Regions from separate parts of the Homo sapiens genome. Here region 1 is linked to region 2. The links are chromatin loops, found by intact Hi-C in ENCODE. Cell type or tissue: tibial artery. All regions are shown on one strand. Links, peaks and the distances in the headings refer to the core of each region. The heading gives the core; the rest is flanking DNA. Region 1 holds the start of GPATCH8 (G-patch domain containing 8). Region 2 holds the start of MIR6782 (microRNA 6782).

Evidence for each region. Peaks named below come from ENCODE experiments on the same cell type or tissue, not always from the same donor. Only the 100,000 strongest peaks of a DNase experiment are listed, where the experiment ranks them.
Region 1: it touches region 2 in a loop (3-fold over the local background); 17 of 110 quality-filtered maps call a loop at or near these places.

The regions. Positions count from the first base shown.
Region 1 is chr17:44,496,250-44,510,847 of GRCh38, reverse strand. It overlaps GPATCH8 (G-patch domain containing 8), which reads left to right and starts at 7,442. Exons shown (of 8, transcript NM_001002909.4): 1 at 7,442-7,522. The coding sequence starts at 7,478. RefSeq lists a silencer at 7,159-7,508 and an enhancer at 7,609-7,708. In tibial artery, for the core only: no CTCF peak of the experiment used is centred there; DNase peaks (open chromatin) are centred at 7,287 and 7,781; H3K4me3 peaks cover 2,820 bases; H3K27ac peaks cover 3,013 bases.
Region 2 is chr17:44,202,871-44,217,468 of GRCh38, reverse strand. UBTF (upstream binding transcription factor) reads left to right here. Exons shown (of 21, transcript NM_014233.4): 3 at 765-940; 4 at 1,480-1,563; 5 at 1,660-1,815; 6 at 4,187-4,251; 7 at 4,530-4,650; 8 at 5,015-5,125; 9 at 5,463-5,596; 10 at 5,722-5,863; 11 at 6,138-6,179; 12 at 6,317-6,430; 13 at 6,522-6,677; 14 at 6,996-7,151; 15 at 7,235-7,345; 16 at 7,736-7,824; 5 more. The coding sequence ends at 10,227. All of the region lies in intron 1 of ATXN7L3-AS1 (ATXN7L3 antisense RNA 1), which reads right to left. MIR6782 (microRNA 6782) reads left to right here and starts at 9,630; the gene lies at 9,630-9,698. RefSeq lists silencers at 4,686-4,755, 6,774-7,068, 6,632-7,101, 7,522-7,571 and enhancers at 6,343-7,064, 6,774-7,068, 8,165-9,364, 10,006-10,506. In tibial artery, for the core only: a CTCF peak has its summit at 6,945 (motif pointing left); a DNase peak (open chromatin) is centred at 6,994; H3K27ac peaks cover 1,259 bases.

The DNA of each region.
Region 1 (14,598 bases), core at 3,735-11,734, 290 kb before region 2:
TTATTGCCTTTAATGTGTCAAAAATTACTTTGATAATCCATGTAAAGTGTTAAGCATAGCGCCTGATATACAGCCAACTATCAGGTCCTTCAGTTCTGGAAAATGTTCACGTGTTATTTCTTGTATTACTACTTTCATATATTGTTGACAGGGACTGATTTTCTTCTTCTTTTTTTTTTTTCTTTTTTCCAAGACAGGGTCTCACTCTGTCACCCAGGCTAGAGTGCAGTGGTGTGATCACTGCTCACTGAAACCTCAACCTCCCAGACTCCGGCGATTCTCCCACCTCAGCTTCCCAGATAGCTGGGACTACAGGCACACACTGCCACGCTGGCTAATTTTTGTATTGTTTCTAAAGACGGGGTTTCTCCATGTTGCCCAGGCTGGTCTCAAACTCCTGGCCTCAAGTGATCCGTCCACCTTGGCCTCCCAAAGTGTTGGGATTACAGGTGTGAGCCGCTGTGCCCAGACTGTTCTTTTTTCTTTGTGTGTGGGGGGGTTTTGTTTGTTTTGTTTTGTTTTTGAGACAGTCTCATTCTGTCGCCCAGGCTGGAGTGCAATGGTGCAATTTCGGCTCACTGCCACCTCTGCCTCCTGGGTTCACACAATTTTCCTGCCTCAGCTTCCGAAGTAGCTGGGATTACAGGCATGTGCCACCACTCCTTGCAATTTTGTATTTTTAGTAGAGACGGGGTTTCACCATGTTGGCCAGGCTGGACTCGAACTTCTGACCTCAGGTGATCCACCTGTCTTGGCCTCCCAAAGTGCTGGGATTACAGGCATGAGCTGTTGCACCCCGCTTGCCTGCCTTGCCTACCTGCCTGCCTCCCTCCCTCCCTTCTTCTCTTTTTTTTTTTTTTTTTTTTGAGAAGGCGTCTGGCTCTGTCACCAGCCTGGAGTGCAGTGGCGTGATCTCGGCTCACTGCAACCTCCGCCTCCATGGTTCAAGCGATTCTCCTGCCTCAGCTTCTCAAGTAGCTGGGAGTGCAGGCATGCGCCACCACGCCCAGCTAATTTTTGTATTTTTAGTAGAGACGGGGTTTCGCCATGTTGGCCAGATGGTCTCAATCTCTTGACCTCGTGATCTGCCTGCCTCGGCCTCCCAAAGTGCTGGGATTACAGGCGTGAGCCACCATGCCTGGCCCCTTCCTCTCTTTCTTTCTCTCTCTCTTCCCTTTTCTCTCACTCTCTTTCTTTTTCTTCTCTATCTCTCTCTCTCTCCCTCCCTCCCCCCTCTCTCTCTTTCTTTTGAGAGAGGGTTTTGCTCTGTCACCCAGGCTGGAGTGCAGGGGTGTGCTCACTGCAGCCTCAACCTCCCAGGCTTAAATGATCCTCCCACTTCAGCCTCTCAAGTAGCTGGGACTACAGGTGCACGCCACCACACCTGGCTAATTTATTTTATTTTATTTTTATAGACAGGGTCTTACTGTGTTGCCCACGTTGGTCTTGATTTTCTTTTTTCTTTAGAGACAGGGTCTTGCTCTGTCTCCCAGGCTGGAGGAGTGCCGTGGTGGGATCATAGCTCACTGCAACTTCGAACTCCTGGGCTCAAGTGATCCTCTGGCCTCAGCCTCCCGAAGTGCTGGGATTAGAGGTGTGAGCCACTGTGCCTAACTGACAGGTACTTTTTGTGACAGAGGTTGAGTTTGAAATCCAGGTTTACCTGATGGCAATGCCTTTGTTTATAAACCCTAGAATAAATCTTTTCCTCTTCATCTTTGTGTCTTCTGTAGCACCTCAACCATAACACTGAATATATGTTTCTGTAATTGTTTTGCTCTAAAATATCCTTCAGTGGCTCCCAGAGAAAATTTATTTGAGGGCTTGCAGGTCAAAAAAATGTCATTTTTCCCTCTCATAGTTGATTAATGGTTTGGCTGGGTATAGATTTCTAAGTTGGTGTATTACTGCCCAGTCTTCTCTTCTCTGGAGAAGACCAACATCATTCCAATTCTCAATCCTTCATATGTGACCTAGTTTTCCTCTCTGGAAGCCTTTAGGAGGTTCTCTTTGTCCCACGTGCCCTGAAATTTCACAACACTGTGCCTGGCAGCAAATTCTTTTTCATCCATTGTTTTGGGATCTCTCAATTTAGAACTCAGGCCCTTAGTACTAGAAGATGTTCACACATTATTTAATATACTTAAAAAAATTGATTTCGAATCCTTTTTTGTTTGTTTGTTTTTAAGGGATAGGGTCTCACTCTGTTGCCCAGACTGGAGTGCAGTGGCTATTCACAGGCATGATCATAGCACACTACAGTCTCGAACTCCTGGACTTAAAGCTATCCTCCTCCTTCAGTCTTCCCAGTAGCTGGGATACAGGCGTACTCCACCATGCCCAGCTTTTTATTTTATTGTATTTTATTTATTTATTGAGATGGAGTCTCGCTCTGTTGCTCAGGCTGGAGTGCAATGGCACAATCTCTGCTCACTGCAACCTCTGCCTCCCAGGTTCAAGCAATTCTCCTGTCTCAGCCCCCCTAGTAGCTGGGATTACAGGCACCCGCCACCACGCCCAGCTAATTTTTGTATTTTTAGTAGAGACAGGGTTTCACCATGTTGGCCAGGCTGGTCTCGAACTCCTGACCTCAGGTGATCCACCTGCCTCGGCCTCCCAAAGTGCTGGGATTACAGGTATGAGCCACCGCACCTGGCCACCATGCCCAGCTTTTTAATATGCTTTTCTTCCATTTTCCTTTGTTATTTCTGTAAGTCCTACTATTCAGATATTGAATTGATGCCAACATGTTCTTATTCATTCTTTCCCATTTTCCACCTCATCAATTCAGTGAATATTTAGTGCCTACTATGTGCCAGTCATTAGTCTTGGTGCTGGGGAGATAGAAAAACAAAACTAAGAAAAATCTCTGCCCTCATAGAGTTTATATTACATACTAGAAAAGTGATAAGTACTTTTGGGCTGGGCGTGGTAGCTCATGCCTGTAATCCCAGCACTTTGGGAGGCCGAGGTGGGTGGAACAACTGAGGTCAGGAGTTTGAGACCAGCCTGGCCAAAATGGCGAAACCCCATCTCCACTAAAAGTACAAAAACTAGCCTGGTGTAGTGGTGCTGGCTTGTAATCCCAGCTACTTAGGAGGCTGAGGCAGGAGAATTGCTTGAACCCAGGAGGCAGAGGTTGCAGTGAGCCGAGATCACACCACTGCACTCCATCCTGGGCAACAAGAGCAAAACTCCATCTCAAAAGAAAAAGAAAAAAAGAAGTAACTTTTTGCCGGGCAGGGTGGCTCACACCTGCAATCCCAGCACTTTGGGAGGCTGAGGCGGGTGGATCATGAGGTCAGGAGTTCAAGACCAGCCTGGTCAACATGGTGAAAACCTGTCTCTACTAAAAATACAAAAGTTAGCTGGTCATGGTGGTGGGCACCTGTAATCTTAGCTATTCGGGAGGCTGAGGCAGAGAATTGCTTGAACTGAGGAGGCGGAGGTTGCAGTGAGCCGAGATTGCACCACTGTACTCCAGCCTGGGCAACAGAGTAAGACTCCATCTCAAAAAAAAAAAAAGTACTTTTTGAATAAAGACTAGAAGATGAAGGGCCAAGCCAAGGAGATATATAAGAATGATAAGCAGAAAGAACAGCGAATACATAAGCCCATGGGTGAGGCAGGCTGAGGCAAGAACAGGCCTGATGGGATCAAGGTACAGCCAAGAGGCCCGTATGTCCAGAGAGAAGGGAAACAGGGGTGGAGAGAGGAAGATGAGGTCTGAGAGGTGGGGCGGTGAGAGGTGGGGTGGTAAGAGGTGAACTTTATATTGTGAGTGACGTGGAAAGTCACTGTGCGTTGAATCAGGGGACAACATATGTGATCTGATTGACCTTTAACAGATCACCAGAGCTCCTTTGTAACATGTATGCTGCCAGGGTAGAAGCAGAACACGTAGTAGCTACTGCAATAATTCAGGAGAAAGTAAAGGTGGTTTAGACCAGGGCGTCTTTTTAGTCTGTTTTCTGGGTGATTTCCTGAGTAGCTGGGATTACAGACATGCGCCACCCTGGCCGGCTAATTTTTTTTTTTTTTCAGATGGAGTGTCGCTCTTGTCACCCAGGCTGGAGTGCAGTGGCGTGGCCTCAGCTCACTGCAACCTCCACCTCCTGGGATCAAGCGATTCTCCTGCCTCAGCCTCCTGAGTAGCTGGGATTACAGGTACTCACCACCACGCCTGGCTAATTTTTGTATTTTTAGTAGAGACGGAGTTTCACCATGTTGGCCAGGCTGGTCTCCAACTCCTGACCTCAAGTGATCCACCTGCCTTGGCCTCCTAAAGTGGTGGTATTATAGGCATGAGCCACCACACCCAGCCCCAAAATTTCTTTTTTTTTGAGATGGAGTCTTGCTCTGTCGCCCAATTCCCCTGCCTCAGCCTCCCGAGTAGCTGGGATTACAGGTGCACACCACCACGCCCGGCTAATTTTTTTGTATTTTTAGTAGAGACGGGGTTTCACCATGTTGGCCAGACTGGTCTCGAACTCCTGACCTCAGGCAATCCGCCTGCTTCAGCCTCAGCCTCCCAAAGTGCTGGGACTATAGGCATGAGCCACCGCGCCGGCCAAAAGTTCTTTCTTAAACTCAATATCCTTTTTTCTTTTTTGGCATCCCATGCCCCTTGATGCAGTCTCTTATTTCCTGATGTGTTCCCTTGTACCCTGATGTGATATAATGTCTCCGTGGATGTTGATAATTCTTTTGATGGTTTCTTCTGTTCCTTTCATTATCTCTGGTTCCTCTGAATTCGTTTTTTGGGGGAGGGGGGCTGTTGCTGTCATCATAGCTCACTGCAGCCTCCAAATCCTGGGCTTCAGCAATCCTCTTGCCTCAGCCTCCCAAGTAGCTGGGACCACAGGTGCATGCCACCACGCCTAGTTTTAAAGTTCTTTTGCAGAGTTGGGGTCTTACTACAATGCCCAGGCTGGGGGTGTTTCTATCTTTCCTGTTACAGGTTCCCTTCAAATGTCTGGCATTCTTTGGCTATCCATTCATAACAAGGCACTAAAAAGCTGAGTGAAAGGTCTGTGTGGATGGGGCTTCCTGAATGATGGACTTCTCTGTGGAGTATTTGGGCAGGAACATGATCTTTATGTAGGAAGACACCTCCCTACCCTCACTCCCATTGTTGGTACATGAAGCATTTTCTTCCCTAAGCTAGTCAATTTTCTAGAGAGGGTTCCTATGTTCTTTTGTTGGAGAAGTCAGACTCTCTGGCCAGAATGGAGGCTTTACCATATCCTCCCATTTTCAGCATGGTTGCTCCTTCTCACCTATAAAGTCCAGTCTCTCTGGTTCAGCCTTTCCAGAGGGAAAACCTCTAGTTTGCTACCTGGGTGGGAAAAGAGACATCGAATCATCAGTGGCACCAGGGGCTTCTACTTCCTGAGCCTTTCTGGTGCACTTTAGCATTGATCAACTTCTTTCCTGTCTTCTCCTACTCTATGACTTCTTTTTCTCCACTCTACTAAAGTCATTTCCATTTATCTGTGCTCTCTGGCCTCCAAAATGTTGACATCTGTTGTCTGCCATTGTCTCTTCTCCAGGTCTCTTTGTCCATGTGAATTTATGCACTTCTTATTCCTCTGCTGTCATTTCAGTGGGCTTTTGAGAGGAAGAAGAGGTCAGTGTGATGTGTATCCTCGTGATTCAATCTTTCACGCTACCCTTAAGTCTCTTTACAATGTTTGAGCCAGGCTCGGTGGCTCACGCCTGTAATCTCAGCACTTTGGGAGGCTGAGGCGGGCGGATCACAAGGTCAGGAGTTCCAGACCAGCCTTGCCAACATGGTGAACCCCGCCTCCACTAAAAATACAAAAAAAAAAAAAAAAAAAAAAGTCCGGGCGAGGTGGCTCACGCCTGTAATTCCAGCATTTTGGGAGGCCGAGGCAGGCGGATCACGAGGTCAGGAGATCGAGACCAGCCTGGCTAACACGGTGAAACCCCGTCTCTACTAAAAATACAAAAAATTAGCCGGGCTTGGTGGCGGGCGCCTGTAGTCCCAGCTACTCGGGAGGCTGAGGCAGGAGAATGGCGTGAACCCGGAAGGCGGAGCTTGCAGTGAGCCGAGATCGCGCCACTGCACTCCAGCCTGGGCGACAGAGTGAGACTCCTTTTCAAAAAAAAAAAAAAACAAATGAGCTGGGCTTAGTGGTGGGCGCCTGTAATCCCAGCTACTAGGGTGGCTGAGGCAGGAGAATCTCTTGAACCTGGGAGGCGGAGGTTGCAGTGAGCCGAGATTGCGCCACTGTACTCCGGCGACAGTGCGAGACTCCGTCTCAAAAAAAAAAAAAAAAAAAGAATACAATGTTTGAATTCTGTGTGCCCTGCCTCCCCTTAGATGGAAGCGTAGGCTGAAGCATGGGTGGGGCAAAGGGTAACAGCTAGAAAATACACACCCTTCCTCAAAAAATTACATTCCATTTGACTCTTTCAGGGCAGGGTAAGACCCATTTTTCCATTGTGTGATTTCTGTCAACTACTCTTTTCAAAAGGAGAGAAGTCCTGCCACCCTTCTATGTGTTTTATGTATTTTGGCTAAGAGTCCTGGAGCACTGGGTGAGGTCCTCAGAAGGGATGGAAAAATCCGATTCTTGACTCTCATAGTCAGCGCTAGGCAGGAGCATCAGAGATTACTGAATCCAATTTCCCTATTGTATAAAAAGGAAACTGAAGCCCAGAGAGCTTTAGTCGATCTGGATCAACTTCGGTCCCTTGTGAAATACTTCTCTCAAAGGATGGCTCGAAGTCAAGCTCCTTGCAGTCTTTGGGCCTTTGGGTCTAACGTTCCCTATGCCCCAATGCTGTAGGCTCCTCGCTGTGCCTCGGTCAAAGGTCCTTTCAGAGACTGTCCCTCTCAGCACTGTGGCCAGTTTTACTTTTTTGTGGCACTTGTTGATATTTAAAAATATTTATTTTACGAGTTATGTGAGTTCTTCCACTGGAATGAAATCCCCATAAGAGGAGATCATTCCTGTCTCGTTCACCGTTGAATCCTCAGGGTGAGCTGAGATTCGAAGCTAAGCAGTCTGGCTCTAAGGTCGCGCTTTCGGCCCAACATTATGCTGCTATTTAGTGAAGACGATGGACTTCTGCGCACACGGGGAAGCAACAGTGAGAAAAGACACCCGGAAGTGAGCAACAGCAAAACATCCAGATTTGTCCGCACGGTGCCCCCTCTGACCTTTCCCTCCGGAAGCTCTCGCGGCTCTCGGGCGGGAGTGCGCACGCGCGGCCACCGGGGTCGCTCCGGGTCGCGCGCGGAGCAGGGGCTAGAGGGAAGGGTCAGCCTCCAGGGCTGGCAGGCGCCTGCGCCGCGGGGCTCCCGTCAGGACGCGCATTCTCGCTCCCTCCCTCGGCTGCGCGCGCCCGGTGGGCGTGGGAGGAGGCGGGGAACCGGGGAGGGGTGGGTGTCGCAGGAGGGAAGGAGCGAACCGGAGAGCGTCGTCCTGAGAGGAGTGAAGGCGGCAAAATGGCGGACCGCTTCTCCCGCTTCAACGAAGACCGAGACTTTCAGGTAAACACGGGCGTCGCCGAGGATGCGGGGAAGGCGCTGGTCTAGCCCAGAACCTCCTTCATCTCCGGCTCCCAGCCCTCTTTCCTTCCAGTTTTGCTCCGACTTGCGAACCAGCTCGCTCTTCTCCCGTCTCTGCTTTCTCAAGAGGCCTCCCGGCTTGAGGGAGGCCGCATCTCCTCGCACCCGCATTCTCTTACCCCTGAAACTCAGGCCGCGGGGCTTGCGGCTTCCGCCTGTTTGGCATCGGATTTCGGAACCGGGCCTGAGCGCCGTGTGAGGGGCTGTGCCCTCCAGGTCTGCCCGATCTGTGCCGGCGAAGGGCTGGCTCCCAGGGGACAAGAGGGGTGGTTGGGTTGGGCTGAGAGGGCTTGGGGGAGAGTATTGCTGAGGCCAAGGCTTCCGAACCCCGGGATTTTGCTCTCACGGATCCTTTTGGGGTCCTTCTCTTTTCTTTCTTCACTGTGATAAATCAATTCCTTTCATTGTCTGCTTTTCCTCTTCCTTACCTGGGAAAAGGTTGCCTTCGCTATCAGACGCCTTATTGGTTAGTCATACATTGAGATTTCGCGGGGCATAAGTGTTGCTGTTATTAGGCTGTTAATTGGGCTTGGAAAGCAGTAAGTTACTGGACTATGATCCGATGTGAGCCTAACCTCAAATCCTATCTCGAAAGATTTGTGAGAAGCGTGATGATAATAGGCCGTCCACGCATGGGGTCACTAGTGCCAAAAGCTTGATTTTTCTTTCTTCAATTGCAAATGTTAGTATGGAAAAATGCCCTTACGATGGCAAGCTCTATTGAGTAAAAAATAAAGGCCAAATTAGAATAACTTGTTTTTTCGCTGTTGAAAATACCTTTCTGTTGAAATTGTTACCGCGGAAATCTCGAAGACTAAAAGGGATTTAGTAGAGATTGGCTATTTCTAGGTAAAATACATCCGTAGAGTCTCAAAAAAAAAAAAAAAACACTGCATTACTACCGCATATCCTGGCAACTGCAATTTGGGTCGGGATGAATCTCAGAACTCAAGTTTTTATCCCGCTGCAGATCCTACTCAAAGCAGTACGAAAGCACTCTAGATGTGTTTCAGAAGGCAGTTTAAAGAGTTTGAATTCCCTGAGATGATAGGATTGGTAAATAAATAGGTAAAGCAGTTTAACAATTTTAACTCAGCACTGTTAACAGTCTAGTACATAGAACGCTTATGAGAAGTTTTGCAGCAGTAAGGGATCTGGGGGCTGTTAAAAAGCCTTGTGATCATGCGCCTGCTGTATAGCTGCAGCACAATACAGGAGAGTCTCAGGATGTTCTAAGGATATAATGCAGATTCACCAAAGTTTGAAGCAGTTCATGTTAGCCTTTTGATCCCTGAGAAATATATATATATACACACATATATATATATTAGCAAGCACTATAAAATATGAGTTGGCTGCAAGGTGTATGAGCTTTATTGATTTTTAAATTACCGGTAGAGACATACTGATAACTAAAGCCCGCAAATGCTTTTCAGAGGAGAGAATAATCTCAAGGTGACCTAATAAAATCGAAAATAGATAATATGGACAGTTAAGTTTTGAGGGAAGATGACTGTCAACCACAGAATTCCAGCAGGCTTAGCAAACAGGATTTTCAGGGCCTTTAATGAAGATTTTGAAAATTGTGGATAGCAGAGTGTGAATGCTGTTTCCTGAAAAACATTCAGGGGGTTAGCCTGTACTTTTTCAATACTCAGTTTCCAAGTAAGATGACCCTGTCTTCTGATGCTTTAGTTGGGTATTGCAAAACCCGATTTTGGTTTCATGGTAGTCCTTTGAAGATGATACGTATACTTCATTTTCTGCTTATATGTTGAAAGAACCAACCCCTGTTAAATTGGGTCAGCCAGGAAAAATTTTTTTTTTTTTTGAAATGGAGTCTCGCTGTGTCGCCCAGGCTGGAGTGCAGTGGCACGATCTCGGCTCACTGCAACCTCTGCCTCCCGGGTTCAAGCAATTCTTCTGCCTCAGCCTCCCAAGCAGCTGGGATTACAGGCACCCGCCACCATACCCGGCTAATTTTTGTATTTTTAGTAGAGATGGGGTTTCACCGTATTGGCCAGGCTGGTCTCGAACTCCTGACTCGTGATCCGCCTGCCTCGGCCTCCCAAAGTGCTAGGATTACAGGTGTGAGCCATCGCGCCTGGCCGAAAATGTTGGTTTTTAAAATTCAGATGTCCTAGCATTTTGGGTAAATAGGGTATTGGGAATGGAAACCTTTTTAGACAGTTGTAAGATGTTAAAACTTTTATAAATTATGTTAACATTTCTAAAGTACATTCATTGAAAAATAAAGTGGTATTTTTCTAGATGTTTTAATAAAGGGAAAATACAGATTGACTTTCATTTAATGATGTATTTTGATTCAAAATTATTGGTGAGAGAATGTAATGTAATAGGATTCTCCTGTGAATAATGTATCTGAAACATTTTCAGCTTCAGGTTATTCAAAATTAAACGTGGCCTCCTTTTAAGGTTTTGGGTGAAGCCACTGACTATACTTGAAAACAAGTCATAGTAGGTTTCCAAACACAGTGGATAGATCTTGTTGCTTTCAACAGATCTTGTAGCACTGGAAATTGTTCATCTTCTCTGGTAAGTTCGAGATGACTTATTTTCTTTGCCTTTAATTTAGCAGGATGATTTAAAGTTGTAGAACTTCACTCTTTACCGGTTTATCAAGTGCAAATTTTGGAGAGTTTGATGTCTCTTGAAATTATTATGGAGTGAGGGAGTTGGGCTATTAAAATTTGTGAATACCTAAAGTTGCGAAGGTATTTTGTATATATAGTGAAAAGTTATAGTTAACAGTGGTATGCCACTTGAAGCACTCATGTATATAGAGATTAATAATTATCAGGGACCTAACTTTTTTTAATTGGTAACTTTATTATAATAACAAACAGGTCCTATTCCACAGGCTTTATGTGTCTTATCTCATAGTCTTCACTATAACCCTACGAGGTAGGTACTGTTATTACTGCCGTTTTCAGCTGAGGCACAGAGAATTAAGTAACTTAGCCAATTACATACATCTGTTAAATGGCAGAGCCTAAATTCATACTGGCTTTTGGATTCTTGTACTTGTCCTCATGACCATTCTGTCTGCTGCTGACAATTATACATTTTATGTAGCTGTAATTGGGTCATCAAATGTGGAGGATAGACTTATAGGTGACAAAGAATAAGGGAGCTTTTAGAAAGGTGATACAGTTCCAGTTTTTATTTTGTTTGGTTTTGTCCAGATCTGTCTCTTTCTGGTCTCCCAACGGCTTCTAGGGAGGCTTTCAACAATGATAAATTACATTGTGTCATAGAGGATATATTGTTACCTGTTTTAGTTTAGACATTCTTTTGTCTAGCCTTTTAAGTGTTTTTTTTTTTTTTAATCTTTGGAAATCTTTGTAATCTAAGCTGATGTATTTATTTTTACAAATGTTTTAAGAGTTTTAACTACTCCTTTAAGAATCTGGCCTCAATTTCTGAATGAGATATTACTTCTGCCAGCATTTACCAGATTAAGATATATTTGTTCCCAAATTGAAGTGTTACACAAACTAATGGAAAATGTATAACTTAAGATAATCAACACTTTGGATTACAGGTTCATTAAAGAAAGTTTTGTTTGTACAGTGATGTACAGCTAGCTATACGGTGCCATTAAGAAACAGTGCTTAGCATTTTATGGTTGCGCAGCTATTATTGGTGATGCAGCTGAATGCTGGTGAGGAAATGTTCTTTAGTATATGTACCTGCAGAGGACTGATGATTCGTGTTCCGAGTGTTCTCTGCATTTTATTTATTTATTTATTTTTTTGAGATGGAGTTTCGCTCTTGTTGCCCACCTGGAGTGCAATGGCACCATCTTGGCTCACCTCAACCTCCGCCTCCCGGGTTCAAGTGATTCTCCTGCCTCAGCCTCCCGAGTAGCTGGGATTTCAGGCATGTCCCACCATGTCCAGCTAATTTTTTTGTATTTTTTAGTAGAGACGGGGTTTCACCCTGTTGGTCAGGCTGGTCTCAAACTCCCGACCTCAGGTGATCCACCCACCTCGGTCTCCCAAAGTGCTGGGATTACAGGCTTGAGCCACCGCGCCTGGCCCTCTGCATTTTATTTCTAATGAAAAGGAACTACAGTAATAGATCAGTGAGTGATAAGTTGATAAGAGAAACAAGACATGCTATGTTAAAGGTCGTAATAAAAATACAGAAATTGCCCAAGAACTTTCTGTAATCTATGTAAGTAATCATAATGGTAAATAGCAATAAGCTAGTCATGTATTACATTTATGCAGTATGTTTGTAGGAATCCTCTTTGTGTTTCCATATGTAACCAGTATGTGACCCTTAGGAAATTCTTAGTTGAGACTATTAAGTGAAGAGGTTCATAGTTTTAAGATATTTAAGTCACAGAAGCATATTAGTGTATTTTCTGTATGTAATATAGTTGGCATTGTAATTCAGGTATGCCAGATATGACACATGGACAAGTGTTTTAAATCGTTTTTCCTATGTCTCGCTCCCGTAATCTGGAAGAAATGCCACAAGCTGTGAAAATTAATGTCAGTTTGGCTTGGGATACTGAAATTTATACAAAATCATTACTCTTCCCTGTCTCATAGTATGATAAGTGAAAAGGATTAGAATCAGGGCTGTACCAGTTTCAAAATACTGATGCTGAATTGACATGATTGTTAGCAAATGCAAAATGATATTGACATTGGTTAATACATTCTTAGGAGATCGAGAGTGACCAAAGTAAAGTCAGCATAAGAGAAGTTTCCCTGGAGGTGATTTGAAGGGTAAATGGTATATAATCACTTTTCAAATGTGGGACATATCAAGGACATCTCAACATCACAGAGAGAGACTTAAGTTGTAATTAGGAAAGATTGGGGTTGGGAAGAACTGTGATCAGAGGACTTCATGTGATGATGTATATTATTTGTTTTCAAAGTAGGCATGGGAGGCAGGAAGAAACAGATCTGGACAAATAGAGTATTATGCCGAGTATTATTTCAGGGCTCTTACAATACAGTCAAAATGATAGAAAAACAGGTACTCCTGTTGTACCTTTCCCTTTCTTCTATACATGTAACACAGTTCTCATTAGAGTACTGCAAAGGGATTCTTTCATCACAGTTTCTCATGTCTTTATGATAAATTGTATAACCAAAGCTAAAATTTGTGACTTAAAAATATTTCAAGATACATATGTAATAAGCTATCCTGATTGTGCTGCTTCATAATTGAGATACATTTCCATGTGATTTCTGTCTATCTGGGTACATGATAAAAATTTTTAAAAGGACAGTCTGTTTTTCTTTTCTTTTTTTCTTTTTTTTTTGGAGACAGTGTCTGGCTCTTTTGTCCAGGCTAGAGTACAGTTGTGGGATCTTGGCTCATGCAGTCTCCACCTCCTGGGCTCAAGCAATCCTCCCGCTTCAGCCTCCCAAGTAGCTGGGACTACAGGAATGTACCACCATGACTGGCTAAGTTTTGTACTTTTTTTAGAGACGGGGTTTCAACTTGTTGCCCAGGCTGGTCTTGAACTCCTGGGCTCAAGCGATCCTCCCACCTCAGCCCCCCAAAGTGCTGGGATTACAGGCATGCACCACTGCACCCAGCTGACAGTCTGTTTTTTTGATGTGGTCAAGACTTTTTTAAATTTAATTTTTTTAAATAAAAAATTCGTTTTTGAGACAAGGTCTCACTCTGTCACTCAGGCTGGAGTGCAGTGACGCGATCATGGCTCCTGGCAGCCTTGACCTCCCAGCTTCAAGTGATCCTCCCACCTCAGCCTCCTGAGTACCTGGGGCTACAGGTGTGTCACCAAGCCCTGCTAATTTTTTTCATTTTTGTAGAGATGGGGTTTCTCCATGTTGCCCAGGCTGGTCTCAAACTCCTGAGCTCAAGCTATCCTCCCACCTCGGCCCCTCAAAGTGTTGAGATTACAGGCATGTGCCACTGTACCTGGCCAAGATTGCCATTTTCTGAAAGCGTAGCAGAAGTTCATGAGATCTTAATTATGAATCAGAAACCTATGTAAAGTTTTCATTTTTGCTCTTGTGACTTAGTTTCTAGTATTTTATTAATGAAAATGGTTTCTAGCTTGAAGTAGATAGATTCCAGTTCGTGAGTTCTATTAAAATTCCTTCCCTGAAACAACTTGGTACTTTTGCTTGTAAGTCTGGCATTAATTTTCTTTTCATATTAGCATTACCATTTAGCATTAAGTGAAAGCAGATTCATGGTAATTACCAAAGGAATTACAGATGACCACCACAAATACTGAAAGAAGTCATTGATTTGATATTGCAGTGAATACCAGAAGATGTTGTAATAATTTTCCACTTATAAAAAGTGAATTGTCCATTTAACTCTGGAGGTCTAAGCAAATGTGCTTAATGCATATCGTATTAGTCAATGCAAAAAGTTAAATATGCCCAGGCTGAAAGAAGGTGTATAATGTATGGTCGTTCTTATACCAAATGATTTCTTTGGAATTTAAACAAATATGTTTAGTATTTTATTCCTAATTTAGGAAGAAAAAGCAACTAAAGTTGTTCTGACATTGTACACAGATGAGTAGCACGTAACTGTTATTTAGTAAGCCCCATAGATAGTAAGGAATAAAAGTTGTTAGTGAGCAAAACAGGAGTATCCTGCCATTTGCTTTAATTCTTCTTGTGATAGTTTTGAGGTACAATAATTCCTGTGTGCGTGTCACTCAAGCAACCAGAAAGTGTCTTTGTAATACGCATTTGGTCTCATCTCATGAAGTTCCAGTTGTTTGTTGTCATCCTTGTGACTCTTTGGTAATTACATTGATTTCAAAGAGGAATTCTAATTCATCTTACTGTTTCATAGAATTGAGACACAAAATAGCTTTACAGGTTTAAAGTTGTAATAGAAAAAAGTCATAGAGTTTTCTGACATTTTAATAATGACATTGTTGGAAAAGTCAGTACCTGTCTTATAGCCCCCATAACATTATTCTTCCAGAGTTAATAAGAAAAGAGGAGCTTACTTTTTCA
Region 2 (14,598 bases), core at 3,672-11,671:
TTCAGTGGCTGAAAAATAACTGTTCCAGACCTGTTCTTGCTTCCCTGGGTAGTTGGGCTGACAAGACAGCTTGTAATTCTGGGGGTTCTCCCTGGAGCAGGGCCCTGAGAGTTTCTGTGCACCTGCCTACCTTGCCTCAGAGCTGCCCTGTATCCTGCTTCTGCTTCTGTTTCCTTTTTCTTATTTGCCAGAAATTCTCCCTTGATCTGCTTTAAGGGGCTAGGGGGTGGTGGGTGTCTCTAACATTGGTTTCCAGCTGTGCAGGAGAGACATCTGCATGGATTTTCCTTACTGTCCACACCCCATTCTCAGTCGTTGCACATTTAGAATATCCACTCAGAACTTGAACTTGGCAGCACATTTAGATATATTGCTTCCCTGCTTCCCTCCTTCTCTGACAAGCTACCTCGTTTCCCACAAAGCCCTGAATCACTGTACCTTCATTTCCACCCCTCTTCCCCTTACAGCAAATAGCTGCCCGTTGCAGCTTGGCACAGTATAAATGATAATAGCCTTGAAGCAAGCCAGACTTGAGTTCGAGCCTGGCTTTCTAGGTATAGCATGGTCTGGACTGGAGTCCCTGCCCTGATCCAATATGGCCACAGTTTCCTTAGGGCTGAGCCATATCTTGTCTGTGCCTTCAGATGGGAAGCAACCAGGGGCTGGGATGCCCTAGGGAGGAAGAGTTGAGCACTCAAGAACTGGGGAACAGATCGGGGGGATAGCATGAGCCAGGCATGATGGCCTCTGTTACTCTTTACCAGACCGTTGGTCCCAGGAAGACATGCTGACTTTGCTGGAATGCATGAAGAACAACCTTCCATCCAATGACAGCTCCAAGTTCAAAACCACCGAATCACACATGGACTGGGAAAAAGTAGCATTTAAAGACTTTTCTGGAGACATGTGCAAGCTCAAATGGGTGGAGATTTCTAATGAGGTAACTGATCCCCCTTTTCTGACATACACACATACCCCCCACTCAGCGTGGTGGGGGAAGTGAAACAGGCTGTAAACAGGAAGGAAAGAGACCAGGAGAGGCATTCATGTGGTCTCCCGTTAGCTCTCTACCTGCCCCTTTGCATTTTGGGAGGTGGCACGGTTGACAGCACTGGCTTAAAGTTATGCCACTTTCTATCTGAGTGGTCTTGAGCCAAACAGCCTGAGCTGTGCTGAGATTGACGGAGGTGCTAGCATGCTGAGATTGACGGAGGTGTTAGCATGGACAACCAGGTTGAGGTCAGTTAGTCCCCTTGTTGCTGGCCTTTGGTGTGTACTGACTGCCTGGGCCTCTGCGGTAGGCATGGGCCAGTGCCTGGGTGTCATGCTGCCTGCTTCATTTGGCTGTTGGCCTCTGCTCTTCTTTGGTAAATTTAGTCTAGTAAAGAGTAGAAGAGACCCGTTATAAGATGGGGGTATACTACTGTGTGGCATTTTCCTTTTCCCAACTTCCCCTTCCTCCCACCCCTCTTCCTCCAGGTGAGGAAGTTCCGTACATTGACAGAATTGATCCTCGATGCTCAGGAACATGTTAAAAATCCTTACAAAGGCAAAAAACTCAAGGTGAGTTACTAGGAGGAGGAGCATGAGGGGTATGGGAGGAAAGGTCCAAAGAAGGGATGTATTTGACCTCCATTGTGTCCTTGTCCCTTCTTCCAGAAACACCCAGACTTCCCAAAGAAGCCCCTGACCCCTTATTTCCGCTTCTTCATGGAGAAGCGGGCCAAGTATGCGAAACTCCACCCTGAGATGAGCAACCTGGACCTAACCAAGATTCTGTCCAAGAAATACAAGGAGCTTCCGGAGAAGAAGAAGGTGGGGGGAGGAGAGTTAAGGTGGGAGGAGGGGAGAGGCTGGGAGCAGCTGGTGTGGTGTGGGTCAGTTGGAGGTAGGCCTTGGAGAAACCTGGCATCAGGGATGAGGGTGAGTCAGCACAGCAGAATAGGTCCTGGGCAGCCACACCTGATTGCCCCTTCCTCGGCCCACACATGGTCAGGCACAGGCACCATCACAGATGTAAACCAGACAGCAGGTGCTCAGACCAACCTTTCCCCCTACAGAAAACCCACAGCATTCTGTTTCAAGCTCTCTCTCCCCCATACACCCATCCTCACTGTTAGGCTCCGCAGCACTTCTTCACCCTCTATGACGTTTCCCGTCATGGTCTCATTTGATACTTGCAATGTCTTTATAAAGGTAACCCTAGGAAAAGGTTATCCCAGTTTTGTGGGCAAGGAACTGAGGTGCAGGAGGGTTAAGTGTCCCGGGTGACACAACTATTGATGCTAGAGCAGGATTTAGTGCCCCAGAGTCCCAGTCCAGTGCTGTTACTGCCACGTCCACCTGTGAAGTGCACTTCTCCACGCACACGTGTTCACTCAAGGACACACATTGTCCCTCCTGGCCTCATACTGTTCCTTGCAGAGGTCGGGCACTGTCCCAGACCATCAAAGCATTAACTCTGGGTGGAGGGTTGCCTAAGCCTCCCAGGCAGGGCTCAGTCACAGAGCTCAGGAGGTCCCTCCCAGAGATAGGCAGCAAAACATTGGAGGAGCCTGCAGATGGGACACGAGGAAGATGGGATGGGGACAGAGGACACAAAGAAGAGACACGGGACAAGGAGACAGAGCCAGGGATAGATGGGGAAGGGCAGCAGGAAAGACAAGAAGCACATCTGCTTGGAGAGGAAACAAAGTCATACACAGCCAGTTCTCAAAAGGGGGCACTGGCCGCTGCCATGCTATGAGTAGCCCTTTTTCCTGGTTGGCATACCCTGGCTGCAGACTCACATGCCCTTGGTGCTGTACCCAAAAAAGCCAGCTGTCTGCAACCACTGCCCAAGCAGAGAGGGGTATGGATTGCTGGAACTGTTGACCCCTTTGATGAGGATGTTGGACAGTTGACTGCACACACCCAAACACTCTCATGGGATGGGAGGGAGAGGCCAAGCTCTAGAGTCAGAGCCAGGGAAGGCCAGAAGAAACTGGTAGAGTGGACAAGGTGCTGTCCTGGGGGACACAAGACTTGGGCCTGTTCTCCTGGCTCTGCCACTGAACCGCTGTGTATGGGGCCTTTGGTAAGTCATTTCACTTCTGTGGGCCTGGTCTTTATGTGAGGTGAGCCAGGTCTGTGTGGTCCCCTTCAGGTCTAAAACTGTTTTGTCTGAGGAGGACTGAGATGGGGGAAGAGGAGGCTGAGCTCTGCTTCTGGTTTTCTGTGGGAACTGTGGGAAAGGAGCACTGCCTTTCTATGCCTGGTGCTTCTATAAGAGGCAGGGGTTGGGCTCAGTTGCCATGAGCTCCTGGCACCTGCCAGTGCCACTCTTGTGAGCCCGCGAGGATGAAAGAAGAGATGGACATTGTGTGGGAGCCAAGAGAGAAGGTCGATGAGGAAGAGAAAGAGACACATTGGAAAGGAGGAACAAGAAGGAGACTATGGAGAAGTGGGGAAAGATGCAGGGAGGGAGTGAGGTGAGAGTGGGGAGGCTAAAAAGGGGGTGATGAAGGGAAGGGAAGCCAAGTGGTGGGAAAGAATGAGTGGGCTGAGGGAGGGAGGGCTGGAGGGGCCAGACAGCCAGGATCCTGGAGAAAGAGAAGAAGGTGATGGTGTGAGAACTGGGCAGGAAGATGCAGGGTAGCTGGCTGAGACTTGTATTGGAAGAACTCGCTCTGGGTTCCCCTCCACACAATCTCCCCTCATGCCTTGGAAACAGGACTCAGCCCAGCCCTGGCCATAGATGTAGAGGCTACGTACAAGGGGACAGACTAATGTCAGCTGCCACAGACAGTGAGAAGAGGGAGTGACAGGAGCAAGGCCTGCACCCGACGCCACTGTGAGAGTTCTATGGTGTTGGAGAAACGAGTGGGGGAGGCTCAGCGCTGCCACTGCGCACTGTGTGACCGTGGGTAATGCCATGGCCCCCTTCTGGGACTCTTGCTCAGAAGGAGAGAATAGGATGTAGGATTCAGTGTCTGGGCGACCCCTGCAGCTCCCACCATCTGTGGTAGAAGCCAGCAGGTCTGCTCTGTGGTGAGTCCCGCCAGGAGGCGGGCAGGGCGCCAGCCTCCACTCCCTGCATCACAGCGTGGGAGGCAGAAGAGCCAGCGAGGAGGGGTCTGGGTGGCCTTCATAGCTCAGGGTGAGATACCCTTGGGTCCTGAGTGACCCCATCCCCTCCTCCCCCCAGATGAAATATATTCAGGACTTCCAGAGAGAGAAACAGGAGTTCGAGCGAAACCTGGCCCGATTCAGGTAAGGCAGTGGAGCCCAGAGGAGGGCCACGGGGCACTGGGGGCAGCAGAATAGGCTAACCCTGGCCAGAGCCTTGAGTTTGCCATCTCTGAGGCATGGAAGAGGATGGGTCACATGTGAGCCCTAGTGTGTCATGCTCAGGGACAGAGACAGGCAGGCAGCCACCGTCCCACTGAGCCCCAGCTGAAAGGCCCAGGAGGCTTGGTGGGTGGGGCAGCTAGCTTGAGTCTGCCCTGGCAGCGTCCCCTGCTGATCCTTGCTCCCCGTGTCCTGGCTAGGGAGGATCACCCCGACCTAATCCAGAATGCCAAGAAATCGGACATCCCAGAGAAGCCCAAAACCCCCCAGCAGCTGTGGTACACCCACGAGAAGAAGGTGTATCTCAAAGTGCGGCCAGATGTGAGTGTCCGGCCAAGGGTTGGGGGTGGAGGATGCACGGCGGTGGCCAGGGGGGAGCCGCGCCAGGTCGGCCGGGCACGGTGCAGGGGAGCAGGAGAGGAGGCCCCTCCCCAGGGGTGGGCTGCATGGACAGGGCCCGGGCCAGCTGGCGTGCAAGCGTGTGCGTGTGTGCGTGCGTGTATGAGCCAGTCCCCTTGCACCCAGGCGGGATCCCCGCCTCTCCGCCTTCCCCTCCTGGCCTGTGGGGGACACTGATGTGACCTCCCATGGCCTGAGGGGGCGGGGGCCTCTGTGCCCCCTTCCCCCTTCCCCCCTCCCCCTGCCCCTGGCTGCCTGTGCGTGTCTGACGGCTTTTGGTTTGCAGGCCACTACGAAGGAGGTGAAGGACTCCCTGGGGAAGCAGTGGTCTCAGCTCTCGGACAAAAAGAGGCTGAAATGGATTCATAAGGCCCTGGAGCAGCGGAAGGAGTACGAGGTTAGGCTTCCGCTGCGCTCCTCCCCGTCCGGCTCTTCACGAGCCTCTGCCCTCCGACTCCGTGGCCACCGCACTCTGCGGGAGGTGTCACTCCCCATCCCTCTGTTGAGGGAGGGGCCTTCTGGGCCCCTCACCTCTGCCCCTACCTTCCCCACCCCCCACCCCCATGAGATCTCAGGCTAGGGCAGGGCAGGGCACCACGTCTCGTGTGACACCACTGACGCGCAGCCACCCCCAGCTTTGCTCCCTGCCTGCCCTCCCCAGCGGCTCTCCCCCTGCCCCTGCCCTAGCTAACTCCACACCCCATTGCCCTCCGTCCCCCCACCTGGCTCTGCAGGAGATCATGAGAGACTATATCCAGAAGCACCCAGAGCTGAACATCAGTGAGGAGGGTATCACCAAGTCCACCCTCACCAAGGCCGAACGCCAGCTCAAGGACAAGTTTGACGGGCGACCCACCAAGCCACCTCCGTGAGCGCTGCCCTGGGATGGGTGGGCGAGTGGGCAGCTGGGAAGTTGGGCTGGGCTCTGCAGGTGAGAAGGCCTGCTGCCCTGCTCGCTTACGGGCTGCACCTCTCTCCCCGCGGCTCTGATAGGAACAGCTACTCGCTGTACTGCGCAGAGCTCATGGCCAACATGAAGGACGTGCCCAGCACAGAGCGCATGGTGCTGTGCAGCCAGCAGTGGAAGCTGCTGTCCCAGAAGGAGAAGGACGCCTATCACAAGAAGTGTGATCAGGTGAGCTGTGGCAGGGGCCACCCTGCCTTGGGGTTTTGAAGCATGAGGTCTGATCCCATCTTGGGCCAGTCAGTCCCTGGTGGCGTGTGCCTTGGGTACCTGCCTCCAATACAGTGTGGGGCTGGGCTGGGCTTAGCAACTGAGCCCGTCCAGGCAGGGAGTCCAGCCCACACCCAGGCTCTGGAGGCCCGCTGAAGGTCACTGTCCTCCGAGTACTGCAGGGTCTGTGGTGACACTGTCTCCAGACTGATCCTGACTCCACTCACTTTCCCAGAAAAAGAAAGATTACGAGGTGGAGCTGCTCCGTTTCCTCGAGGTGAGTGTTCCTCCGGTGGGGCAGTGGGCAGAGAAGACTGGGACTTGGCAGGCAGAGCCCTGGTGAGCCCCTGGAGATAGGGCACCATGCAGTCTGGGTGCCAGGCATGCAGCCCCGTGCTCCTCTTTCCTGTCCAGAGCCTGCCTGAGGAGGAGCAGCAGCGGGTCTTGGGGGAAGAGAAGATGCTGAACATCAACAAGAAGCAGGCCACCAGCCCCGCCTCCAAGAAGCCAGCCCAGGAAGGGGGCAAGGTGGGCAGAGGGTGCGGCCGCGCAGGCGGGGGTGGGCAAGACTGGGCTCCCTGGCAGCACCCACGGACCCCGACCCTCTGCACCTGGACAGGGCGGCTCCGAGAAGCCCAAGCGGCCCGTGTCGGCCATGTTCATCTTCTCGGAGGAGAAACGGCGGCAGCTGCAGGAGGAGCGGCCTGAGCTCTCCGAGAGCGAGCTGACCCGCCTGCTGGCCCGAATGTGGAACGACCTGTCTGAGAAGAAGAAGGTCAGGCTGCCTGGCGGAGCGCTGTGCCCCCAGGGGGGCTGCCAGGGCCCCCTCTTCCCCTTGGCGGGCCGTGCCACCTCGCCCCTGGCCGCCTGAGCCACGCGGTGCCTGGGCTGGGACGTGGGGCCGGCGCCCAGCAGCCGGAAGGCGGGAAGCTGTCAGCTGAGCGCCGCAGACCAGGCGGGGGCGAGCCCCAGGCGGGAGACATCTGCACCAGCCCATGCTTCTGCCCGCCGGCGGGAGCGCCTGGGCTGCTGCGCGGGGAGCGCGCGCCCCCTGGGGGTGGGTGGAAGGCTGACGCCCGGGCCATCCCCGCAGGCCAAGTACAAGGCCCGAGAGGCGGCGCTCAAGGCTCAGTCGGAGAGGAAGCCCGGCGGGGAGCGCGAGGAACGGGGCAAGCTGCCCGAGTCCCCCAAAAGAGCTGAGGAGATCTGGCAACAGAGCGTTATCGGCGACTACCTGGCCCGCTTCAAGGTGACAGGGGTGGGAAAGGGTAGTACTGCAGCCTCTAGCCCCGGGTGACCCCTCCCACGGCTGATACCCTTATTGGTCCCCAGAATGACCGGGTGAAGGCCTTGAAAGCCATGGAAATGACCTGGAATAACATGGAAAAGAAGGAGAAACTGATGTGGATTAAGAAGGCAGCCGAAGACCAAAAGCGATATGAGGTAGGAATGGGGCTGGGGCCACCCCATTCATTGAAAGCTCGGGAACTCCCCTTTGGTTGGGCAGCTCTGAGCAAGAAGTCCCAGCCTTGGTCTGTGACTCTCAGCAAGTCTCAGCTTCCTTCTCTGAACCTCTGTCTCTCATCAGTAAGGTGGGGGTGACATTGCTAACCTCCAGGCTGACTCGGAGGATGCGAGCAGTTGTGAAAGCACTTGTAAACTGTGGTGCCTGCCTCAGACGTGAGCTGTTAGGAAGTTGCTCACTAGCTACCTGTTTCTCCTCCTCCCTGGCACAGAAAAAGACAGCCAGCTAAGGTGCTGATGGCATGAGGCAGAAGGCAGCAGTATTTTGGGGGTGGGACTGGGGGGTGAGCGTGACCTTTCTCCCTCCAGAGAGAGCTGAGTGAGATGCGGGCACCTCCAGCTGCTACAAATTCTTCCAAGAAGATGAAATTCCAGGGAGAACCCAAGAAGCCTCCCATGTGAGCCTGGGGGTTGGAGTCTGCCCTGGAGGTCGGGGAGGGTCAGGGCTGGATGGCTGCTTTGTTGGGGTCCTGACCCTCCTTCTACCAACCCACCTCCCAGGAACGGTTACCAGAAGTTCTCCCAGGAGCTGCTGTCCAATGGGGAGCTGAACCACCTGCCGCTGAAGGAGCGCATGGTGGAGATCGGCAGTCGCTGGCAGCGCATCTCCCAGAGCCAGAAGGAGCACTACAAAAAGCTGGCCGAGGAGCAGCAAAAGCAGTACAAGGTGCACCTGGACCTCTGGGTTAAGGTGAGAGGGCAAGGGACCCTTGGAAGGAACAGAGAGGCATCAGACTAAGCCAGCACCATCCTAGCCTGGCCCATCCACCCACTTGTGCTGGCTGGTCTCATTCATGATTTCATTCCATGCCCTCGCAATCCTTCAGGATAACGGTCACTATCACCCTTTTATTTTTATTTTTTTTTTTATTTTTTGAGACAGTCTTGCTCTCCTGCCCAGGCTGGAGTACAGTGGTGTAGTCTCGGCTCACTGCAACCTCCACCTCCCAGGTTCAAGCGATTCTCCTTCCACAGCCTCCAGAGTAGCTGGGGCTACAGACATGTACCACCACACCTGGCTAATTTTTGTATTTTTAGTAGAGATGGGCAGGCTGGTCTCGAACTCCTGACCTCATGTGATCCGCCCACCTCGGCCTCCCAAAGCACTGGGACTACAGGCTTGAGCCACCGTCCGCAGCCACTATCACCCTTTTAAAAATAAGGAAACCAAGGCTCAGAGAGGTTAAGTAACTTGCCCAAGGTCACACAGTAAGTAGAAGAATCCAAATCAGACTGCCTTTTCCTCCCCCATCTGGGACCACGGGACCTCTCCTAGACTCCTGGCCTTTGTGCTTCCCCTCTGTGCTTTGGTTGAGTAGTCAGATCTGTAAAGTGGAGAGAATCACCTGTGTCCTTCCCACTCACCAAGGCAGGTTGGCCAAGGACCCAGGAAGACTGTGGGGATTTGCTGTTTCAGGAGTTTGGTGAGCCCCACTGCCTCATCGATGGCTCAAGGGTTTGGTGTTGGGGTGTGGTTGATGATGCCAGGCTGACTCATCACGGGGGCACTTCTTTGGAGTGAGGAAGACTCTGATAGGAGCTTCCATTTGCGAAAAGCAACAGGGAAAATGTGAAAACCAATAGTCTTAGTGGTTTAGAGAAGGACTCTGGGTATCAGAAGCAGAAATACTAGGGTTTGGGCCAGCGCAGTGGCTCACGCCTGTAATCCTAGCACTTTGGGAGCCCAAGGTATGAAGGATCACTTGAGGCCAGGAGTTCAAGACCATCCTGGGCAACATAGTGAGATTGCTGTCTCTACAAAAAATTATAAGGTAGCATGGTGTGGTGGCACATGCCTGTAGTCCCAGCTACTCTGGAGGCTGAGTTGGAAGGATCACTTGAGCCTGGGAAGGTCAAGGCTGCAGTGAGCTGAGATTGTGCCACTGCACTCCAGCCTGGGTGACAGAGCAAGACCCTGTTTCAAAAAAAAAAAAAAAAAAAAAAAAAAAATTAGAGCTGTGTTCTCAGATCCCAGGGGCTCTCTGCAGAGACCCAAAATCTAGGGAGCCTGGGAGGGGTAAGATGGGGTGATGATATATAAATGCTCAGCCCACTGCCTAGCACTGGGCCAGCATGCTCAGTCAGCAGTAGTTGGCTATGTTCCAACCCTTGCCGCTTCTGTCTCCCCCAGAGCCTGTCTCCCCAGGACCGTGCAGCATATAAAGAGTACATCTCCAATGTGAGTCTGGGAGCAGAGCAGCAGTGGGGTAGGGGTGGGGGAATTCAGGGGTGTCGAACTCATGGCTGCCACCTTTGTGTCCCCATCCTGCAGAAACGTAAGAGCATGACCAAGCTGCGAGGCCCAAACCCCAAATCCAGCCGGACTACTCTGCAGTCCAAGTCGGTAAGGAGCCCCTCCCAGATGCAGGGGCGTGGGGCGGGGGGCACTGCCTGGAATGGTTGGGCAGAGACCAGAGACCACTGATGTGCCTCCATCCCTCCAAGGAGTCCGAGGAGGATGATGAAGAGGATGAGGATGACGAGGACGAGGATGAAGAAGAGGAAGATGATGAGAATGGGGACTCCTCTGAAGATGGCGGCGACTCCTCTGAGTCCAGCAGCGAGGACGAGAGCGAGGATGGGGATGAGGTGGGGCAGACAGGGCACAGTGGGAGGGGAGGGGAGTCCTGCCAGGAGGGCCACCTGGTGACTCCACATCCTTTCTCACCCCCCAGAATGAAGAGGATGACGAGGACGAAGACGACGACGAGGATGACGATGAGGATGAAGATAATGAGTCCGAGGGCAGCAGCTCCAGCTCCTCCTCCTCAGGGGACTCCTCAGACTCTGACTCCAACTGAGGCTCAGCCCCACCCCAGGGCAGCCAGGGAGAGCCCAGGAGCTCCCCTCCCCAACTGACCACCTTTGTTTCTCCCCCATGTTCTGTCCCTTGCCCCCCTGGCCTCCCCCACTTTCTTTCTTTCTTTAAAAAAAAAAAAAAATACGGTGGGGGTAGGGGGCTGGAGGAGCCCAGGCCAGGACTCTGCAGCCTCAGAGACATCAGCCCTTGGGGGTCCTCCTCCAGGGACAGCAACTATCAGACTAAGCCAGCACCGGACCAGCCTGGCCCACCCCACCCACTTCTGCACTTGCGGTTCCGGCATGGACAATGGACCGGAGAGTGGGGGTGGGGGGTCCCAAAGAGTTTGATGAGGCCCTCCACACCTGCGGCCCAATCCAAGGTGGGGTGGAAGCTTGGGGAAGACCCATTCCTTCCCAGAGGGGCCTGCCACCTGGACCCCTGCATTGGAACTGGAGGCAGGGAACATGGGGAGGAGGAGGGTCGGTGCCTTCAAGAAAACAGGCACTGCCCTGGTGGCCCTCTCCCCTGCCCCCTGCAGGAAGGAGCTGCCTGGACCCGTTCATGGGGGAGGGGGCAGAAGTGTTTTTTATATATGTGTATATATTTTTTTTTAAGCTCTGAGCTGTCAACGAGACGTTTCCTACCGATCTCGGCTGCCGTCTCTGTTGTCATTTCTGGGAGAGGGAGGGTTTAGGGGTAGATTTGGAACCTTTTAAAAATGGTCTTGATGTATGTGGAAGAGAGTATGTGTATGTGTGTTCCTGTACATAGCATGGGTGCAGCTGTGGATGTGTGCAAAAGAGTGTGAGTGTGTGTGTGTGTGTGTAAAGGGGTCTGTCCTAGAGCCCACATCAGTTTGTTGTGAATCTGGAAAAAGGGTCGGTGAGGGCCGGGAGATGTTGACCCTGGTGGGAGCAGGCTGAGGCTGCCCCGTTCTCCACATCCTCTGTTTTGCCCAGTCTCTGATTCCATTAGGGGGAGTGTGCTGAAGCCATTCTCGGATGCTTCCCAGACCAGGCTCCCTCTGCCAGAGTCACATGCATCCGAGCTGCTGGTCTCCATTGTCCAGCAGGAAGGCGGAAAGGCAGGCAAGATGGTGTGAAGCTTAAAGCTTGTATTTGATGGAAAAGGTCTCCCCTGTTCATCTGAGAGGCCAAGCCTGGCCACCCCAGGCTCAGAACCTGGGCTTCAAGAAATGTGCTGGGAGCTCCTAACTTACACATCCCTCCAGCCTTCCTTGAATCCTCCCACCACCCCCTATTTCCTTTAATTTCTCAGGTCTGCTCCCTCCTCCCCCAACCCCACAGCTGGGCAAGAAGTCTGCAAAAGCTGCATCTGCAGCTGTCTCTAACTCTTCCCAGCCATCTCCCGTATTTTTTGGTACCTTGATTCCTTGACTCTTAATAAGCCAAGCCACCTTATCTCTGTAGTTCTTATTTTTTTGTTGACTAAATTTGGGGGGTTCTTTTTTATGGTCATGTCACTGACCTATTAAATTGGGGCTTGGTGCTTTTCCACCTTCCCCCTCTGAATGAAAGCCAAGGAATGGGGGAAGAGCGGGAACTCTGCCGCGGAGGTGGAGCAAGAACGGTGAAGGGCCCTGGTCCCAGAGAGGCTGGTGGGTCCCTCTCCCAAAGGAAGGCAGACAGTCTCTGCTTTGCCTTGGACCTTGGTGCTGGGGGTGGGGAGGCCTGGGGGGGACACTCCCCACTCCCATTCCCCTTCCTTTGTCCTAATCCTGGAATTAAGTACAGGGGTTTATAGGTTCTATTTCTTCCCAAGAGCCCTGCAAAGAACCCCAGTTTCCTATTTGGATGCCCCTACACTGTTGTGTTTCAGTGGAATGTATTTTCATTTAAAAACAACTTTGAATGGGGCACTTTTTCTTTCCTGTTTTAAAAATTGAAAAATTCTTACAGTACAAACAGGACTGTCAGGGTGGGGGTGTTGGTGCTGTAAGAGGTCACTCTTGAGTGCATTTTGGCACTGGGATGGGATGGCTGGGGTGGGAAGACCCCCATCCCCACCCCCAACTTCTTTTCTAATATTTAAGGAGTGTTTTGTAGGATTCAACAACCACCACAACTTGAATTTGTATCATGGGAGGTGGGAGGGAGTGGCTTAGAGGTGTCTGCCTATGCTTAAAGCCAACTGTGGAAGTTTTGTTTTCCCTTTTTTGTATAATAAAGTGAAAAACAAAGGTTTGACTGCTGTCTGGTCACTGGAATCAATGAAGGTTCACAGGGGTGACCCAACAGGTTTGATCTATAAAAATGCTTGAAGCCAATTTGCCTTTTCTTCCTAGAACTATCTTCCTCTTCCCTAAAGATTCCATAGGCAACCTACCTTCACATTGTTCTGTGCTACTGTTCTTGCCCTTTTCTCAATTCCATTTGTTCACCTTGGGTTGTGAGACCACTAAAGATTCTGAGAAGTTGGAGAACAAATGCATTTTCACCCAAAGTACATGGTCTTGGGGAATTGGAGGTGATGAGCTACTAGGGTCAAGGGTTCGCCCTGGGCATGCAAGCCTTCCTAGTGTAGGGCTTATCGTGGGGAGTTGAGGGAGCACGCTCTCACTTTGAGCCTTCAGCTCCATCCCAGGTTAAAGGTTAAGGGTTAAGGATGACTTTCCTAGGACCATCTAGGCCTCTGATGGGAAGCAGGCTGGGCTGGGCTGAGATGACTCACTCTCTGAGATTAAGGGAAGACACCCTTTCCTGCGCAGGCCTTGGCTGGGTTCCTGGAACCTCAAAGGGCTGCAGACCCAGGTCCTGTCGGAGAACTCTCTCCCAGCCCTTGCCCCTATCCTATAGTGGCCAAACTGCTAAAAAGCTTGTTGTGCCTCTTGGCCTCCCACTTACCACCATCCTTTGAGGTTCCTTGCTAAGGTCACCAACATGTTCATTACATCTGGTGAACACTTGTCTTGTCTTTTGCCTTCTTGGTCTACTCTGTTGGTGTCAGCTCTTCCTCATTTTATCCCAGGTGTTCATGTCTCTCCCTTCAACCTCCCATTATCACGCATATGCAACCATTCCGAAAGGTGGTGCCGACAGAGACTGCTCTTCCAAGCTGCAGACCTGTGTAGACACCCTTGCATCCCCTGGGATATCTTGCAGACATCTCATACCTCAAGACCCGAAATGATTACCAAACACTTAGTCGTTCAACCTAGAAAGCAGAGTATTGGCCTTGACTCCTCTCTCCCTTTCACCTCGAGGTTCAATCACCTAGACCTCTCCATTCCACTTCCTAAAGCTGTCTCAAATCTGTCGACCCCTCCCACAGGGTGGCTCCCACAGCTGCCACTCCCATCCTATTTCAGGCCACCATCATTGCTCAACTTCTGCAAAGACCTCCTAAAGCTGGTCTTCCTGCTTCCACTCTCGCCCCCTACAGCCCATTCTTCACATGGCAGCCAAAATTATCTCAGAAATAAATCTGATTATTTCTGTACTGAAAATTTACCATGTCTTACCATGGCCCTACAAGGCTTGGCCCCCGCATTCCTTCTCTTATCTTCTCTCACCCTGCTCTTCCTAACCACTTACAACGATCCAACCAAGTGATCTCTTCTGTTCCTCAAACATGCCTACCTGCGGGGTCTTGGCACCTGTTCTCTCTGCCTAGAATGGCTATTCCTCCAACTCTACACATACCTGATTTTTTTTTTTCATTCTTTAAGCCTCAACTCACATGTCCTCTCACAGAGAAGCCTTTCCCAACCACCTGCTCTAGAGAGGCCTCCTCCATCTTCTTGTTTATGTATTTGTTTATTATCTATCTCCCCAAGTAGAAGACACCTTATCTGCTTGTTCATTACAGTAATCTCAGCACCTGAAACTGCCTGATATACATTTGACAATCAAGAAAGATTTGCTGAGTGGGTGAATAGGTCTGGCCCACAAGGCCCTTGGGGATCTGCTGCCCCCGTTAGCCCTCCCCCGACTCTAGCCACACTGACCATTCATGTCTCGAACATAACATGCTCTCTCCTAGGGCCTATACACATGGTGTTCTCTCTGCCTAGTTAATTCTGGTCTCCACTTAAAAGACCACTTCCTTCCCTGAACTCCTGAGAAAAAAGGTCTCCACACTATACGTTTCTTCAGCAGCCTGAATGCCTTCACACTCAGGCCTTATTTCCTTCACATCAGGCCTTGCTAGGCTGTAAGCTGCGCTAGGACAAGGTTTGTGTGTCTCTCTTGCTTGTTGCTGTAACCCCAGGGCCTCACCCAGAGTCAGGACCAGCTCAGGCCTTAGTGTTTATGAACTGGTGCTAACTGTGGAGACTGGGCACGTGCCCAAAGAGGTCACCACCACAGAGCAGCCCAGGCCAAGCACAGAATGAATAGTACAGTCTAGT